2 separate regions of the Homo sapiens genome follow, and region 1 is linked to region 2. The links are chromatin loops, found by intact Hi-C in ENCODE. Cell type or tissue: HCT116. All regions are shown on one strand. Each heading gives the region's core, and the rest is flanking DNA. Links, peaks and the distances in the headings are about the cores only.

The links. Hi-C counts contacts between places; a loop is a spot of excess contacts. Peaks named below come from ENCODE experiments on the same cell type or tissue, not always from the same donor. Only the 100,000 strongest peaks of a DNase experiment are listed, where the experiment ranks them.
Region 1: a loop joins it to region 2, with 4 times the contacts of the local background. A loop is called at or near these places in 2 of 110 quality-filtered maps.

Annotation. Positions count from the first base shown.
Region 1 is chr10:90,082,662-90,092,579 of GRCh38, forward strand. No RefSeq gene overlaps it. Among named protein-coding and RNA genes, the nearest start is that of LINC01375, 130 kb to the left of the region's middle. RefSeq lists an enhancer at 3,671-4,350 and a silencer at 4,731-4,820. In HCT116, for the core only: no CTCF peak of the experiment used is centred there; a DNase peak (open chromatin) is centred at 4,810; H3K4me3 peaks cover 501 bases; H3K27ac peaks cover 6,290 bases.
Region 2 is chr10:90,222,213-90,232,130 of GRCh38, forward strand. No RefSeq gene overlaps it. Among named protein-coding and RNA genes, the nearest start is that of LINC01375, 270 kb to the left of the region's middle. In HCT116, for the core only: no CTCF peak of the experiment used is centred there; DNase peaks (open chromatin) are centred at 4,562 and 5,199; H3K27ac peaks cover 6,639 bases.

The DNA.
Region 1 (9,918 bases), core at 1,317-9,316, 140 kb before region 2:
CTTGAGGATAGATTTCCACGATGGAAAGGAAATGAGGGGTTCTAAGAGGCGGGCTAGTGGCTAGTACTATAGTATAACCTGCCTTTGCTGGTGTGTGGCGATTAGGCCTGGTAGAACTGCCATCAATAAATCAAGCGTGATCAGGGTGAGGAACAGGAAAGAAGGATATTTGGGGAAATGAGGTGAATGTCAGGTGGATCAGAGAGATACAGTCATGGGGGTCAGGTGTGGTATCAGGAATAATGTGGGAGGCCGGATTGAAGTCTGGGCCAGGAACAACGGTAATTTTAGGAGACTCAACAAAGAGTGAGTACAGCTGAAGGAGCCGGGGAGCAGAAAGTATATGCATCAGGTATGAGGAAGAAAATAGATTTTGGAAGTCACGAGAACTGTAGAGAGTGAGTTGAGTATAGTTTGTGATTTTGAGGGCCTCTAAAAGTATCAAAGCAGCGGCAGACGCTGCATGCAGACATGAGGGCTAGGCTAAAACAGTAAGGTCAAGTTGTTTGGACAGAAAGGCTACAGGGTGTGGTCCTGGCTCTTGTGTAAGAATTCTGACTGTGCTAACCATGCCTAGGAAGGAAAGGAGTTGTTGTTTTGTAGAAGGTGCTTGGGTTTGAGAGATCATTCAGACATGATTGGCAGGGAGAGCACTTGTGTTTTTATGAGAATTATGCCGAGATAGGTAACAGATGAGGAAGAAATCTGGGCTTGATTGAAGTAATGGGGGCTGTCTGTGAAGCTTTGCGGCAGAACAGCCTAGGTAATTTGCTGAGCTTGATGGGTGTCAGGGTCAGTCTAAGTGAAAGCAAAGAGAGGCTGGGACAAGAGGTGCAGGGGAATAGTGAAAAAAGCATCTTTAAGGTCAAGCACAGAATAGTGAATTGTGGAGGAAGGTATTGAGGACAAAAGAGTGTATGGGTTGGCACCACGGGGTGGATAGGCAAAACAATTTGGTTGATAAGGTGCAGATCCTGAACTAACTTGTAAGGCTTGTCTGGTTTTAGGACAGGTAAAATGGGGGAATTGTAAGGAGAGTTTATAGGCTTTAAAAGGCCATGCTGTAGCAGACGAGTGATAACAGGCTTTAATCTTTTTAAAGCGTGCTGCGGGATGGGATATTGGCGTTCAGTGGGGTAAGGGTGATTAGGTTTTAATGAGATGGTAATGGGTACATGATCAGTCACCAAGGAGGGCGTAGAGGTATCTTATACTTGTGGGTTAAGGTGGGAGGATACAAGAGGAGGATGCAAAGGAGGCTTTCGATTGGGAAGAAGGGCGGCAATGAGATATAGCTGTAGTCCAGGAATAGTCAGGGAAGCAGGTAATTTAGTTAAAGTGTCTCAGCCTAATAAGGGAACTGGGCAGGTGGGGATAACTAAAAAGGAGTGCTTAAAAGAGTATTGTCTAAGTTAGCACCAGAGTTGGGGAGTTTTAAGAGGTTTAGAAGCCTGGCCGTCAATACCCACAACAGTTATGGAGGCAAGGGAAACAGGCCCTTGAAAAGAAGGTAATGCGGAGTGTGTAGCCTCTGTATTGATTAAGAAGGGGACGGGCTTACCTTCCACTGTGAGAGTTACCCGAAGCTCGGCATCCGTGATGCTCTAGGGGGCTTCCAAGGCAATCGGGCAGTTTCAGTCTTCAGCCGCTAAGCCGAGAAGATCTGGGAAGGAGTCAGTCAGAGAGCCTTGGGCCAGAGTTCCAGGGGCTCTGGGAGTGGCTGCCAGGTGAGTTGAACAGTCCGACTTTCAGTGGGGTCTTACACAGATGGGACGCGGCTTAGGAGGAATCCTGGGCTGCGGGCATTCCTTGGCCCAGTGGCCAGATTTCTGGCACATGTAGCAAGCTCCTGTGGGAGGAGGTTCTGGAGGAACGCCTGGCCGCTGCGGTTCAGGCGTTTGGAAGTTCTTGTGTGCTGGAGATGTGGCTGGGGTTTGTCTCACAGTGGAGGCAAGGAATTGCAACTTTTTTCTGTTATTGTACACCTTGAAGGTGAGGTTAATTAAGTCCTGTTGTGGGGTTTGAGGGCCAGATTCCAATTTTTGGAGTTTTATTTAATGTCGGGAGCAGATTGAGTAATAAAATGTATAGTGAGAATAAGACGGCCTTTTGACCTTTTAGGGTCTAGGGCTGTAAAGCATCTCAGGGTTGCTGCCAAACGAGCCATGAACTGGGCTGGATTTTTATATTTGATGAAAAAGAGCCTAAACGCTTCTGATATGGGATAAAGAAAAAGGAGCATTAACCTTGACTATGCCTTTGGCTCCAGCCACCTTTTTAAGAGTAAATTGCTGGGCAGGTTGGGGAGGGCTAGTCACGGAACGAAACTGTAAGCCAGAGCAGGTGTGAGGAGGGGAGGTGATAAAAAGATTATAGGGTGGAGGAGCAGAGGCTGAGGAAGAATTGGGACCTAGCTCGGCCTGGCGAGGAGCAGCCTGGGGAGGAAGGGAGAGGTCAGATGGGTGTGTAGAAAAGGAAGATTAGAAAGACTCATCGATGCTTGGGGTTGGTACTGAGGGGACAGGCGGGAGGGAAAGAAGGAAGATTTGGGACGAGTTGCACTGGGCACAGAGACTAGGAAGGGACTGATGTGTAAAAGAATGCCTGGACGTCAGGCACCTCAGACCGTTTGCCTATTTTATGACAAGAATTATTTAGATCTTGCAGGATGGAAAAATTCAAAGTGCCATTTTCTGGCTATTTGGAACTACTGTCGAGTTTGTATTGGGGTCAAGCGGCATTGCAGAAGAAAATAAGGCATTTAGGTTTTAGGTCAGGTGTGAGTTGAAGAGGTTTTAAGTTTTTGAGAACACAGGCCAAGGGAGTAGAAGGAGGAATGGAGGGTAGAAGGTTGCCTATAATGAAGGAAGCAAGCCTAGAGAAAAGAGAGAGTAGAGAAACAGAGGGAAGGGGTTCGGAGGTTCTTACCTTCCAGAAAAGTGGGAAAAGGGGTTGGGGTGCAGAGATAAGAGGTTGGGGTGCAAAAATAAGGGATGGGGTGCAGAAATAAGGGGTAGGGGCATGGAAATAAGGGGTCGGGGCACTGAAATAAGGGATTGGGGCACAGAGATACGAGGTTGGGGTACTTGCCCTCCTCTAGAAAAGCGGGACTTGCCGCTAAGAGTGAAGGAGAAGGGGTTGAGGGGTACTTGCCCCTGCCCCAGGAAAGCAGAGAAGGGGTAGAGACAAGGAGAGAAGGGGTTGGGGTACTTGCCCCTTCCCCAGAAAAGCGGGACTTGCTGCTAAGGGTGAAGGACCAAGGCTGGCATCCCTGCGTGGTCTGACACCTTTGAAACGTGGGTGAATAATCAGAGAGGTGTCCCTCCAATGATTAAACACCAAGGGAAGGCTGCCTTCCCAGCCCGTGACCGGCACTGGAGTTTTGGGTGCACAGATAAAACGTATCTCCTTTGTCTCTCCCAGAAAATGAAAGGAATTGAAATTAAGAGAAGGGAGAGATTGACGAGTGGAAAGAAGAAAGTGGTTGAGGGACAGTGAGAGAGGTTGGAGAAGAGAGAAGAGGCCGCTTACCTGATTTAAAATTGGTGAGATATTCCTTGGGCTGGTCGATCTGAGGACCTGAGGTCATAGGTGGATCTTTCTCACAGAGCAAAGAACAGGAGGACAGGGGATTGATCTCCCAAGGGAGGTCCCCTGATCCGAGTCACGGCACCAAATTTCATGCGTGTCCATGTGAAGAGACCACCAAACAGGCTTTGTGTGAGCAACATGGCTGTTTATTTCACCTGGGTGCAGGCAGGCTGAGTCCGAAAAGAGTCAGTGAAGGGAGATAAGGGTGGGGCCGTTTTATAGGATTTGGGTAGGTAAAGGAAAATTACAGTCAAAGGGGGTTTGTTCTCTGGTGGGCCGGAATGGGGGGTGGCAAGGTGCTCAGTGGGGGTGCTTTTTGAGCCAGGATGAGCCAGGAAAAGGACTTTCACAAGGTAATGTCATCAGTTAAGGCAAGGACCGGCCATTTACACTTCTTTTGTGGTGGAATGTCATTAGTTAAGGTGGGGCAGGGCATATTCACTTCTTTTGTGATTCTTCAGTTACTTCAGGCCATCTGGGCATATCCAGATGCAAGTCACAGGGGATGCGATGGCTTGGCTTGGGCTCAGAGGCCTGACAATGACTTGAACCCCTTTAAAGAATTTAGGACAAAGTCACCACTCACCCCCTTTTGGGGTGTTTTGTTTTCTTTGTGGAGTTTCAAGAGTCATGGGCAAATTCTTTTTAGGTCTAAAGCTCTGTTTTCCTATATTGCATGATTTGACCTCTTTGGCTTTTGGAGTGCCAGAGATGACTTTTCACTGTGAGGGAATTTGACCTTGGCATGTATAATGGTGGATGAGAATTAGGATGAGAACAGGAAGTGGTCTTGGCTGTTTTGTTTTTCTTTTCTCTTTTAGGAAGTTGTTGTTTATGGATTCTAATTCTAGTTCAGAGATGCATTCTAAAGGGCCTTCTCTATTGCTTTTTCTTCCAAAATTAATCTTAATTTGATTTGTCTGTGAGCATTTGCATGAGGAACTCAACTGTTGTTTTCATGGGTTAATGAGAGACTGAGTTTTCCCAGTGCTAAAGAAAAAGGGCATTTGCTCCTTCCAGCCAAAAGGTACCCCTGGGTGACCAGGGGTCTTGTGGGAAAGTCTGGGGTGTTGATCCCCTACTACATGCTGTGATCCTGCAGGAAAATCCCCAACAAAAATTGATTTTAGAAAGTGAATCATCCAGGAAACGCATATAAGTTCTGAGACATGTAAGAAGGTGTAAATGACTCAGTGGTGACACACTGTGGAGCCTTGCCCACAAAAAGCACATATCAATCCACCACATGAAAACCATAGGCCATAGCTCAGTTCCTCCTTTTAAGGAAAAAAAAAAAAAAAAAAAAAAAAAAGAAAGAAAAAGAGCAGGAAACAAATAATCAAATAATGAGGAGAAAACAAGGGGAATGACCCCCTTTTGATCACTCTGTAGGTTTTATGGCACCTCTACTTGCCAGAGAAAAATGGAAGTAATATGGTCTTTGTGCACATTTACATTAGGGAAAAAGAGCCTTAAGGTTGACCCACACATTAAGAGTTCCTAGGTTTCCCTTTTCTCTCTTTTCTTTTCTGCCTGCTTTAAATCTGCTGTTACTTTTCTACTGAAATAAAAACCACTGTTTGGACTTAACAGTTTTTTTTTTTTTTTTTTGCAAGCTGACAAATTTGCATTTATCTGATGACTAAAGTACTGAAGTAAAAACAATAGAATCTTTGTGTGTATGTGTGTATGTATATGTGTACGTGTATATATTTGAAGGCCTTTATAAAAGACTTCTATAATTGTATGTTCAATTGGCAATTAAATTTGTTTTAATTTCCCGCTAGCCCACCAGACTTTCTACCTTATGATGCAAATTTTGCTATCTTATTTTTCACCCAGTTGTTTCCTTTAATATGCAAATTTAAGGCTATTAAGCTGACAACTGCCTAGGGTAAGATTTTTAAAAAAGGGAAAAAAAGAGGTCTTTGTGAATCTGTAAGACGCGCTTCTATCAGCATGCCTAATGCATCGGTATATTTATGTGTTGTGTACACAATGTTTCACTACTAAAATTATATAAAAGAGCTCTAATTAATTGGCTTAACAAATAATAAAAGTGCTTAAATCAGATACTAAAGAAAAAAGAGAACTTTTTCAAGTTCACCTGATTTAAGTAAAATCTTTAATAAATAAGCTGACTTTAAATTATTGGTAAAATAATATTAGAAATGTCTTAAGAATTTGCCAACATACTTTTTTTTGCATTTATTAATCACCCAATTTCATACTTATCCCTGCCAAACACTGTAAGGTGTCAAAATTTGGCATAGGGATTACAAAACTATACACCCAACCCAAAACAGAATGATCTTTGCTTGTGTAATCTTTAATAGATAAGACATTGATATTAGTTTAATAAAACTTGTTACATCTTTAATTTAGTAAGATTATCATAATTTTTTTTTTTTTTTGAGATGGAGTCTCAGTCACCCAGGCTGAAGTGCAGTGGTGCAATCTTGGCTCACTGCAACCTCTGCCTCCTGGGTTCAAGTGATTCTTGTGCCTCAGCCACCTGAGTAGCTGGGACTACAGGCACCCACCACCACACCTGGCTAATTTTTGTATTTTTAGTAGAGACAGGGTTTCACCATGTTGGTCAGGCTGGTTTTGAACTCCTGACCTCAAGTGACCCACCCACTTTGGCCTCCCAAAGTGCTGGGATTACAGACATGAGCTACCACTTTCAGCCGATTACTATAACTTTTAATCTTGTAGCTTTAGGCAGTCTAGTCCAAAGGCAATAAGGTTTGCTGTCATCTTTGTTACAAAGCTGAACTGTAAACTAAGTTCCTCCCAAAGTTAGTTCGGCCCGCACCCAGGAATGAACAAGGACAGCTTGGAGGTTAAAAGCAAGATGAAGTCAGCTAGGTCAAATCTTTTTTACTGTCTCAGTTATAATTTTGTAATGGTGGTTTCATAACTTAAAATAATGACTATCATAGTTTTCACAAATAATCTAGGTAAACAAAAGAAAACTGTGTAAATGTAATAGGATAAATACTTGTAGAGAAATTCATCATAATATTTGGGTATTTGCTAATGAAAATATAATTGTAGAAAAACATTCTAAAAAATAAAAAGTTGTGTCCTTTTAAAAATGGTGAACAATCTTTGTCTAATTCAAAGCTTATTTAAAGATCATGTATAAAACAAGGTAAAAGAAACCAGAAAATAAAAAAAAATGTAAAGAAAGTCATAAAAATAAACAGGTTTTTTTTTCTTTTCTTTTTTTTTTTTTTAGTAAGAAAGCTTAAAGATAAATAATTTCATTAAGAAAGAATCTTGTATAGTAAATTTAGTCCTAGAGTAAAATGACTGGCTGTTTTAGAAGGAGGGATGTTTAGGATAAACCAGAAAGTCCAGGCATGAATAGTCTGTGTAAGTCCCAACAAAAGGATTTATATATTTTTTTAAAAAACAAACTTTTATACGATCAAGTTGTCACATTACTATTAAGTTTTAGTTTGCTCAGAAAAAAACTAAGATTAAAAAATTTTTAAATTAAGATGATTACATCTGAGTATCTCTCTGTATGCACTTCTAAAGTACTTGTGACATTGAGTTACAGGGCTTTGACTCCTGGGTGTAAAATGATGCCAGGTTCTGCTAAATTTTAAACACCGAAAGCAATTAAAGCCTCATATTCCGGCCTAGTAGAAGATGCCAATCAAAATAAACTGCATTCCTGAAACACAGGCCAGAAATTAAAGCTATTTAACTCCTCAAGGCCCAGGGACTATCTCAGAAGAGGTGGTTGTGTGAGATTGCAAAGGCCAATTTTGAGAGATAAAATATATTGTTTCTCCATAAATTACTCATTAATGTCAAAGGCACACTGAGGCAAGACCATCATATAGGACCATGCCAGATTAGCAAGGTTTTCCTGAAGCATTAGCTGACTTCTAAATAAAGGTTATAAAGGTTATGAAAGGCTAATGGAAGTTTTATCTTATGGTCAAGATTAAAATTTTATAGACTGTTTATAAAATTTTGAAAAAAAATGTAGTTGGCTTCATGCTGTTTTTATTAAGGCTTATTGTTTGGAAAATTAAGTCTCCTCTCTCAAAGAATGAAAGTTTTTGCCTTTAAAAAAAAAATCCTTGAGTTATCACTTTGGTCAACTGAATGACTTATTTTACAATGAACTGTGATATTAAGTATTTTAAACCTTTGATATTTGATAACCTTTCCAAAATCAAATTATAAATTATGTCTATTTTGATCTAATTAATCCTTTAAGATATTTGGTTCCCTAAAGTCCAAGAATGACATAATTTGGCTTATTTAGCATAAAAATTACACAGGAAACATTGTCAAATATGAAATGGTGTTTGGTTTTCTTTAGGCTATATTTGTATAAATATGTTATTGGTATGTGTTCCAAAAGTGTGGGACACTCCTATAACTCTGATACAACTTAGTGTACATTATCAGTAATAATTGGGTAACAAATTTCCTTGTCAATTTTATCTATGGCTGCCCTAAAACGTTCTGTCATCCACAGACAATTCTTGTCTTGTTTCGGTCCTCCTTAGAAGGTGGTTTTATAATCAGCTATAGAACCCTAATACGTGTTCTTAAATGCAGGTTTCTGGTAACTTTGGAGATTGTGACGTTAGAATAGAGGAAAAAACTTTCAGGACTCTCATGGAGAGCTGAAATGTTCAGGAATATAAAGCAGAACAGGAGTTAACTGCATGAACTGAACTGATAGAAGACTAATCCTTTTAAATTTTTGCTTAAGACATTGCTGATCCTTTGTTTTGTTTTTCAGAGTCAGGAAAACTTTAAGCAACTTTCAACAGTTGAGTAAAGTATACTTCTATGAATAAAATTTGAGCATATTTGTTTGTCTCTACTGATTTTCTCAAGAATTTGGAAACTATTTGTGAATATTCTTAACTATGACAATACAGTTATTTGCATAAGTGCAATAAGAACCTGTTTTCATCTGTAACAGGACACAATAGGAGAAACTGGTTTTTACCAAGGCTTTGACTGGAAAGGTGTGCTTTCCTTTAAGGAATACAGCTTGACTTATAGAGCCAGTAAAAACCATTTGGAAAAACTAGCCTCATGCCTTTGTCTACAGAGCCTCTGTACAGGGGTCCTGTCCTGTGATAGGTAAAGAATGTCACTTTCTGACAGGCTCAGAAGCCCCAAGTTTATCTTGGAACCTCAAGAAGAGAAAATTACCCAACTCATAGGTATTTGGTGGCACAAACCCATGGCTTGGGTTGGCTTTAGAAAAGTCTTATCTAACATTCTTCCTGTGGAACACAGTTCCATCACAGCCAACTTAAAAGCCTATGTAAAAAATACTTTTTCTTGCTGCACTGTATACAAATTATTAGGCCAAGCATAATAAAGCAAATCAGCCCTACCATGATTTGTCTTTAGTAAAAATGGGAAACCGGAGAAAGAAAAATTATGTTTCAAAAACTATAGTACACCTGTTGTTAGATTCTAGTCTTCCCTAGTGTTTTTCAGTTTTTATTATTTTCTACATTTTGAAATGAATTCTAATTTTTCTTGGCTGCAGGTCTTCAAAATAATGTTTTCAATTTTTTTAATTTCTTTTTAAAATTTTTTCCTAATTTGGAAAAATTGGAGTAACTGAAAACTAAGCTGTGCTTTTGTAAAGCCTTGCAAACTGAAGCTAGCAACTTAAACTTCAGAAGAAAATAACAGCAACCTATTTACATACATAAGCCACTTTTATACTTGCCTACTAATATATGGAATTCAGGGTAATGTGGACTATATCTATTTTCCACGATTGTTCTTTTGTTTGTTGTTGTTTTTCTCCCTTCCTCCCCCTATTTTCTTTTTGTAGGACATGAGACTTAACAGCCTTCTAAAAGTGAGATTTCCTAATAACTGAGGACCTACTCCTAGCCATGAGAGATCAGACAAAACCTGGGACCAGAGACTTATTTTCTTCTAAAATGCTTTCTCTGAAAGATTTTTAAAAGGAAAAAGGGGGAAATGTGAAAGGAAAATATCTTTGGCCCCTAAAATCCCTAAAATAAAAGGAAAATTCAAGGTGCTTAGGGCAAACTTGCCTCCCATTCTATTCAAAGTCATCTCTTTGCCTACTGAGATGAATACAAATCTGATTGCCTCATTTGGAAAGGCTAATCAGAAACTCAGAAGAATGCAACCATTTGTCTCTGGAATGGTTGTGACCTGGAAGACCCCTCCATGCTTTGAGTTGTCCCACTTTTGTTTTGAGTTGCCTTGCCTTTTTGGAATGAACCAATGTTTGTTTTACATATGTTGATTGATGCCTCATGTCTCCCTAAAACATATAAAACCAAGCTG
Region 2 (9,918 bases), core at 883-8,882:
ATCAACATACCCCACCAGAGTGATACATTTGTTATTGGTGATGAACCTAAAGCAATATAATATAATCACCCAATGCCCATAATTTACATTAGAGTGCACTTTTGGTGTTACACATTCTATGGTATTGGACAAATGTGCAATGACCCATATCCATTATTAAAATATACAGAGTATTTTCACTGCCCTAAAGATCCTCTATGCTCTGCCACTTCATTCTTCCACCACCCCAACGTCTGTTTTTTTCATAAAACTTTGAGTTAATTTAGATTTGTAGTACATAGCTGTAATCTATGTAGATCAGATTACAATCTGTAGAAAGCTGGGAGACATGTTCTGTCTCACCCATCACTGATCTCATCCTTATGGAATGCGATTTTAGCCCTGGTGAAATCCAGCTGGGATCATAGAAAAACACATTTCCCTGATGCTTTCAACTCACTCTCTGTTCCTGGATAGTATTTATTTATTTCTGTTCTTTACAATCAGACGTAGTACAGAGAACAGCTAATAGGATAAACACAACGTTTCTTTTCTGCTCTATACTGATTCCAATGAAAATTGAATTCCCGATTCTCTGACAAAAAATATTTCATAGGAATTTTGACCCTGAATCTCATGTATTATATGCTTTTAAACTAAGCTATATGCATATATATTGTTCAAATTAGCAGAATCTTCAGGCATTTTCCTTTTTTCTGTTATGTCATATTCTTATAACCAGGAACCTCAGTTTAAAAAATATTTTTTAATTATCCACATTATTTTTCTTCGTTTCCTCCCCTCTCACCTCTTCATTCCTTCCCTCTCTAAACACTCCCCTCTGGCAATGCATACTTACCTGACTATACTCTTGCCTAAGAAATCCCAGAGGCTAATCTTGCAACAACCTAGGCACGGAAACCCTGTTGTGGAATCCGCCTACTTTGGGAAAGTTGTGAACAATGAGTCCACCACCAACAGGCCAAAGTCAAGATAATGCCGACCAGACTTCCTGATGGGTGATTGCCCAAGATAACCATCAGAATGAAGACACGTAGACCCTGCACCCTGCACAACTCCTCATGTCTCCCATGCCAAGTTTCCCTTTAAAAACCCTATGGTAAATTTTAAAATTTAAGACAGTACTTTAAAATGTCAAATTACCATCTTCTTGGTTTGCTGTCTCTCCAATTAAACCCACTTTTCTGCCCACCAGCCCTTGCCTGTCATGTTTGGCTTTCAAGTGGCAAACAGCCAAACCTGGGTCCAGTTACATTCTGGTAATATAAAATTGCTCTATTTGCAGAATTATTACTTCAAAAAATGCTTATTTATATTGCTCAGGAATTTGAATTAAAATATCTCTTTATTAAAGCACCATCAATAATGAATTTTCATCTGAAGGCAAGATTTCAGTGAACAGAATAATATAAATATTTAGTTTCTTTTTTGACATTTTGTTACTTTCAGTTTTATGATTTCTTTTGCATTTCAGTGCTTGACAAGTACAGCATTCTAATATACCTTTAGAATAATAAATTCAGTGACACATATCTCAAATAGTAGAGACATGATTGAAAAGTCATGGAACTAGTTGGCAGATAAGTTATTTCAAGTTTTGTTCCTGTTACGTATAAGCTATGTGATCATTGGAGGGTTACTTAAACTCTCAGATCCTCACTTATTTTGCTAAAAAAACACCAATAATAGTTATCTATGTAGAGTTATTGTTAGAATTAGGGATAATGTGTATAATGTAGTAATGAGCTTGACATATTTAGATATTGACTAAAAGGAAGCATTTACATGAAATCCTTGGACAATGCATTAGGCAACCTGTGAGAGGAGTCCCAATGATCCTTGCTTCCTAGTGTTCCTGGCCTTAGGCAATCTCTTCTTCTTTGGGGTGGCTGGAATTATTGCCTTGCTTCTAATGAATAGAATATGGAAGAGTGTGCTCCCCCTCACAGCTCTGGCGTCACTTGCCTTGGGGGAAGCCAGCTGCCATATTGTAGGGCAGTCCTATGGAGTAGCCCATGGGGTGAGTGACCAAGGCCTGTCAACAGCCATGTGAATGAGCTTGTACACAAATTAACTGACCTCAGTCATCTCATCCACATGAGACTGCAGCTCTGCCTAACATCTTGACTATAGCTCATGAAAGAGCTTGAGTCAGAAACACCCAACTAAGTGGTGCCCAGATTCCTGACTGACAGAAAATGTGAGATAATTAGTGTCTGTCATTTTAAACTGCGAAATTTTGAGGATTTGTTACATGACAATAGATGGCAAATATGTCATAAAAAGCATTGCAACTAAATTTTAGGAAAAAATCATTTGGTAAATTTTTATGTAATTCATCATAAAACTATATCTGATGTGTGTTGGTATGGGAAGAGGTGGAGCGGGGATTATGAGGCAGTTTTATGAGACAGACTTTAGGCTGTGTCTGTTTATCTGACAGTAGCCATGAGTCTCAAAAATGTGTCTATGAAACAGTAGCCTGCTTTTCTAAATGCTCCAAGAAACACGAGCATTGTGGTCGCCTATGTTTGGGAAACACTAATACATTTTTTGAATCTTGGAAAATCACAATGAACATAGTATGTTACAGGCTCTAGAAATCTCAGAGCTGCTAAAATTTCTAATAAGTTAACGCTTTGCTATGGACTGAATGTGTCCCCAAAATGCATGTGTTGGAAACTTAATTCCCAATGCAACTACAGTGTTCACAGGTGGGCCTTTTGGGAAGTGTTTAGTTCATGTGTGGATTAAGTCTGCTATGAAAAGGGCTTATGACCATGAAATTGCTCTTTTACCCTTCTTCATTCTGCTTCATTCACACAGCTGGAAGGCCTTCACCAGATGCCGGCACCTTGATCTTTGATTTCTCATCCTCCAGAACTGTGAGAAATACATTTCTCTTCTTCATAAATCATCCAGTCTCAGATATTGTGTTATAGTAGCACAAAATGGACTAAGACAAACTTTAATGTTAAGCATCCAACAATGCACTCTGGCAAATTGTGGGTTACTTCTACCAAAAAGTGTGAAATCCTGGCCTGTTCCTCACTGCAGCCTGAACTTAGCTTATAAGCAGATATTTGCAATCTATTTAAACTTGCCTCAGCCCCAGGCCTTAGGGGTTCAACCTTTCCCCAGAGCAAATGTTTTTTTTTTATGAAATAACAAGAACTCAGTGTTATAATCAACAGATGGTAATAGCTGAGCAAGTTCTAATCTCATAACACTGAAGAAATTGTTCCCAGTCTCATTCTGTCATTCCCATTTCATCATTTTCTTCTGATTTGTTGAGTTATTGCTTAATCTCAATAATTTACTTATTTTTCAGAAGGATTTGTTAACAATACCTTCTCCCCCCTCGGAGCACTCAATTTATATATATATATATATATATATATATATATATATATATATATATATATATATATATGTTTTTCAAATTTAAAATTTCTGGCTATGTACAATTTTAGTTCTCCATGAAAGATTTGTCTTCACTATGACTTGCAGCATTTCTGCTAAATTTTGTATAATGTCTTTGCAACATATTTAAAAATTCTTTTGAAATGTTTGTGTACCATTTGCAGCAGTGTATGGAAGTTACTATGAGAATTACCTTAAAATTTAAAACAGAAGTGAAAAGTTTTGCATAATTGGAAGGACTTTCTGATATCAAGTTTAAAATGTTAGGATTTTAACATAAGCTATATCTATGTGTGTAGGTCTGTTCTTATTTGGATATAATTTTTGAGATTATCACTGGAAATGTTATTACGTCAGATTTTCTATGTCAGCTATGCTAATATCACTGTCAGAAAAATTTTACAAAAATTCTCCAGGGTATACATTTTATGGAGTGTGCTTGGTTAACAAATTCTCTTCTCTGAGCACTAGCAACAACCAAAACAACAGCATTGGCAATCATTGAGTGTCTGTGTGCTATGAACTCCACCGGGCATTTTACATATGTATAATATATCCCTGTAGGATTTTACAACAATCTTACAAAATAGTTATTATAATTCCTATTTTACACATAAAGAAACTGAAGCTGAGAGCAATTAGATCACTTTTTCAGGGACTTAAAGCTAGTGGTGGCAGAGCCAGCATTGAAACACAGGTTTGTTTACTCCCAGAGCCATGTTCTTGATAATTATATTGCTTTAACAATTTTTATGTATTTTAATTTACACTCTCTGCAATTCATACACAAGGGTTCTTGACATGGTGACAGGACAGGACAGATCAAGACAGAGGCTCTCCAAGGCAGTGAAAAGACCCTTCCTATCTCCTCTGGCTTAACCTGGGTTTATGCTCCTTTCCTGGCCCTGTTGGTATAATCGGCAACATCTGTGTTGTTAGAGGGTGGAGAGCGCATGGATCATCTTAGCTCAAAGGTAGGTTCTAACAGCATAGAAGATGGAGTAGAGAAAAATAAATAGTGTTTTTTTTTCTCTCTGCTACTTACTAGAGCCATGCTATCTAATATGGCAGACACTAACCACATGTGACTTTTGAGCACTTGAATGTGGTTAGTTCAAATTAAGACGGACTGTAAAACATACACCCCCTGCCCCCAGACATCATATTTCATTAAGGCAACATAAAAATGCCAATTATCTCATTTATAACTTTTATAATTATTGCATTTTGAAGTAATATTTTTTAAAACATTAGCTTAAATAAAATGTATTACTAAAATCAATTTCTCTTGTTTCTTTGTATTTCCTTCAATGTAGATACTAGAAAATTTAAAATTGCATATGTGGCTTGCCTTTGTGGTTTTCATTATATTTCTGTTGGGTCACATGGTCTCAGAGGGTAAAAGACAGGAAGAAAACATTCCTATTTTTCACAATTTGCCTGCCCTCAGACCTGAAACCTTGAAGATAAATATTATCAAGCTCCTATTTTCCTGAAAGGGAGTAGACAAATCCAGCTAACTGCAATTTCTGGCACCATAAATAAATGACTTGTAGACAATTTTAATGTGTTTTCTAAAAATATTTCTTCCATATATGTGGCATGCAGTCCTGAATAAAGCTCCTGTGGATCAGGCAAGTTCATTTTTGGGTCACTGGCACTTATGTATCCACCATTATCTTGGCCCAATCTCATTATATTATGCCAACTTTGAGGGAAGAACTGAGTCATCACCTTCCTTTGTAATTTCCTAGACAATGCTCCACTCATAATGGGTTTTCAGAAACATATCTACCTGATCAAAGTCACTCGCCCACTCATTCACCACAAACCTCTGATGATGAGATTTGTTTTATTCCTTGTGATTCATCTTGGTGAATGTACCATGCGGTTTTGAAATAAATGTGTTATAATGCAGATGTTGGGTCTACTGTTCCCTAACTTTTAGATCAAGATAGCTGATAGTGTTGTTCAAGTTGTCTGTTTTTACTGATGTTTTTGTCTAGTTGTTTTATCAAATGGAGTATTGAAATCTCTAACTATGGTGATATAATTATCTTTTTCCTTTTAATTCTTTCAATTTTTGCTTCATGTAAACAAGCTTTTCTTTTTTTAATTGACAGATAACATTGTATGTTTTGATCATGTATAAAACCATATCGTGTTTTGAAGTATATATACATTGTAGAATGTGTAAACCTAGCTAGCAAAGAAATGCATTACTCACATAGTTACAACTTTGTGGTGAGCATTTAACATCCACTCTTCACATTTTTCAAGAATACAATATATTGTAATTAACTATAATCAGTTTATTGTACAATAGACCCCTTAAAGTTTATTCCCCCATCCAACTCATCTAACTGTAATTATGCATCCTGTGACTAACATCTTCCCATATCCTCCCAACCATCCCAGCCTCTGGTAACCACTATTTGACTCTCTACTTCGATGAGATCAACTTTTTAGATTCCACATATGAGAGAGAATATGCAGTAATTATCTTTCTGTGCCTGGCTTATTTCACTTAACATAATGTCCTCTAGGTTCATCCATATTGTCACAAATGGCAGGATTTTATTATTTTGTGTGGCTGAATAGTATTCTATTGTGTATATATACCACATTTTCATTATCCATTCATCTACTGGTAGATATTTGGGTTGATTCCACATCTCAGCTACTGTAAATAATGCTGCAATAAACACTGGAGTGTAGATATATCTTTGGCATACTGATTTCCTTTCTTTTGGACATATACTCAGTAGTGGGATTATAGACCATATGGTAGTTTTATTTCTAAATTTTTTAGGAACCTCCAAACTGTTTTCCATAATAGCTGCACTAATTTTTAATTCTCACCAATAGTGTGTAAAGGTTCCCTTTTCTCTACATCCTTGCAAACACTTATTATCTTTTGTATTTTGGATAATAACCATTCTAAGTGGGGTGAGGTGATATTTCATTGTGGTTTTGATTTGCATTTCCCTGATGATTAGTGATGTTTAACATTTTTTCAATACCTGTTGGCCATTTGTGTATCTTCTTTTGAGAAATATTTATTCAAGTCTTTTGCTCACTTTTAAACTGGGTTATTTGCTTTTGCTATTGTTTGAGTTTCTTATAAATCTTGGATATTAATCCCTTGTCAGATGTATAGTGTGCAAATATTTTCTCCCAATTCTGTAGGTTGATTTTTTTTACTCTGTTGATTGTTCCTTTTTCTGTGCAGAAGCTTTTTAGTTTGATGTAATCCCATTTGTCTATTTTTGCTTTTGTTGCCTGTGACCTTGAAGTACTATCCAAAAATACTTGCCCAGACCAATGTCATCAAGCATTTCCTCTATGTTTTCTATTAGTAGTTTTATGCCCTCATTTTTAATGCTTTATGTTTTTGTGGTATATATATATATATATTTTATAACTCTTTACTTTCAAGTTATTTGTGTCTTTATATTTCAAGTGCATCTCTTAAGGATAGCATTAAGTTGATTGGGTCTTGCTTTCTTATCCCCCTGATAATCTCTGCACTTTAACTGGAAGTGCTTCATTCATTAACATTTAATGAATCATTCGTATGGTAAGATTTAGGTCTGCCATTTTATTACTTTTTTATTTATCCCTTCTGTTTTCTCTTTCTCTTATCTCCATTCCTTGCCTAAGTACTGAATATGTATCATATTTTAATTATAATTTTTTTATTGGCTTTTTGGCTAAACCACTATTTTTAGTGGTTGTTCAAGGGATTACAACATACACTCCATTCATTTTCATATTGCTATGAAGAAATACTCAAGACTGGGTAATTTATTTAGAAAAAAAGAGGTTTAGGCCTGCCACCTGTTCCACTCCATACTACCACAGCTGATGCTCTCTTGAAAGCACCACCTTCCAACAGGAAGCCAACCAGCACAAAAATAATGCATTAATCAACCAAAGCTAAGAACCCTCACAGAGTCCATTTCACCCCCCTGCCACCTCCACTGAAGCAGGTCCTGGTATCCATGACTAAGAGACCCACAGATTGTTCACATCACAGGACTCTGTGCAGACAACCCCAACTACCAGCCCAGAGCCTGGTGGACTTGCCGGGTGATTAGATCCAGAAGAGCGATAACAATCACTACAGCTTGACTCTCAGGAAGCCACTTCCCTAGGAAAAGAGGGAGAGTACTACCTCAAAGGAAACACCCCATGGGTCAAGAGAAACTGAACAACAGCCTTGAGTCCTAGACCTTCCCTCTGACAGAGCCTACCCAAATGTGAAGGAACCAGAAAACCAACCCTGGTAATACGACAAAACAACATTCTTTAATACCCCCCAAAAATCACACTAGCTCTCCAGCAATGGATCAAAACCAAGAAGAAATCCTGGATCTATCTGAAAAAGAATTCAGAAGGTTAGTTATTAAGCTAACCAGGGAGGCACCAGAGAAAGGCCAAGCCGAATGTAAGGAAATAAAAAAAAAATGATACAAGAAGTGAAGGGAGAAATATTTAATAAAATAGATAGCATACATAAAAAACAAAACTTCAGGAAAAATGGATGCACTTACAAAATTGCAAAATGCTCTGGAAAGTCTCAGAAATAGAATGGAACAAGCAGAAGAAAGAACTTCAGAGCTTGAAGACAAGATTTTTGAATTAACCCAATCCAACAAAAGACAAGGAAAAAACGAGTAAGAAAATATGAACAAAGCCTCCAAGAAGTCTGGGATCATTTTAAACAACCAAACCTAAGAATAATTGGTGTTCCTGAGGAAGAAGAAAAATCAAAAACTTTGGAAAATATATTTGGAAGAATAATCAAGGAAAACTTCCTCAGCCTTGCTACAGAACTAGACATCCAAATACGAGAAGCTCAAAGAACACCTGGGAAATTAATCACAAAAAGATCATCGCCTAGGTACACTGTCATTAGGTTATCTACAGTTAAGACAAAGGAAAGACTGTTAAGCACTGTGAGGCAAAAAACACCACGTAACCTATAAGGAAAAATCTTACAAATTAACATCCGATTTCTCAGCAGAAACCCTACAAGATAGAAGAGATTGGGGCTCTATCGTCAGCCCCCTCAGACAAAACAATTACCAGCAAAACTAAGCTTCATAAGTGAAGGAAAGATACAGTCTTTTTCAGACAAACAAACGCTGAGAGAATTCACCATTACCAAGCGAGCTCTAAAGAACTGCAAAAAGGAGCTCTAAATCTTGAAACAAATCCTGGAAACCCATCAAAACATAACCTCTTTAAAACATAAATCTCACAGAACCTAAGAAACAAAAATACAATAAAAAAGTATACGGGCAAAAAATAGCACAATAAATGGAATGGTACCTCCCATCTCAATACTAAAATCGGATGTAAATGGCCAAAATGCTCCACTAAAAAGATATAGAATGGCAGAATGGGTAAGAATTCACCAATGAACTATCTGCTGCCTTCAAGAGACACACCTAACACATAAGGACACAAATAAGGTAAATGGATGGAAAAAGACATTTCATGCAAATAAACCCCCAAAACGAGCAGAGGGAGCTATTCTTACATTAGACAAAAAAAACTTTAAAGCAACAGCAGTTAAAAAAGACAAAGAGGGTCATTATAAAATGATAAAAGGCCTTGTCCAACAGGAAAATATTACAATCCTAAATATATATGCACCTAACACTGGAGCTCCCAAATTTCTAAAACAATTACTAATAGACCTAAGAAATAAGATAGACAGCAACACAAAAATAATGGAGGACTTCAATACTCCACTGACAGCACTAGACAGGTCATCAAGACAGAAAGTCAACAAAGAAACAATGGATTAAACTATATCCTGGAACAAATGGACTTAACAGGTATTTACAGAACATTCTACCCAACAACCACAGAATATACATTCTATTCAGCAGTGCATGAAACTCTCTCCAAGACAGACCATATGATAGGCCACCCAATGAGCCTCAATACATTCAAGAAAATTGAAATTATATCAAGCACTCTCTCAGACCACAGTGGAATAAACTGGAAATCAACTCCGAAAGGAACCTTCAAAACCATGCAAATACATGGAAATTAAATAACCTGCTCCTGAATGATCATTGGGTCAAAAATGAAATCAAGATAGAAATTAAAAATCCTTTGAATTGAATGACAATAGTGACACAATATATCAAAACCTCTGGGATACAGCAAAGACAGTGCTAAGAGGAAATTTCATAGCCCTAAATGCCTACATCAAAAAGTCTGAAAAAGCACAGACAATCTAAGGTCACTAGCTCAAGGAACTAGAAAAACAAGAACAAACCAAACCTAAACCCAGAAGAAGAAGGGAAATAATCAAGATCAGAGCAGAACTAAATGAAATTGAAATGAAAAAAATACAAAAGATAAATGAAACGAAAAGCTGATTCTTTGAAAAGATAAATAAAATTGATGAACCATTAGTAAGATTAACCAAGAAAAGAAGAGAGAAAATCCAAACATTCTCAATTAGAAACAAAA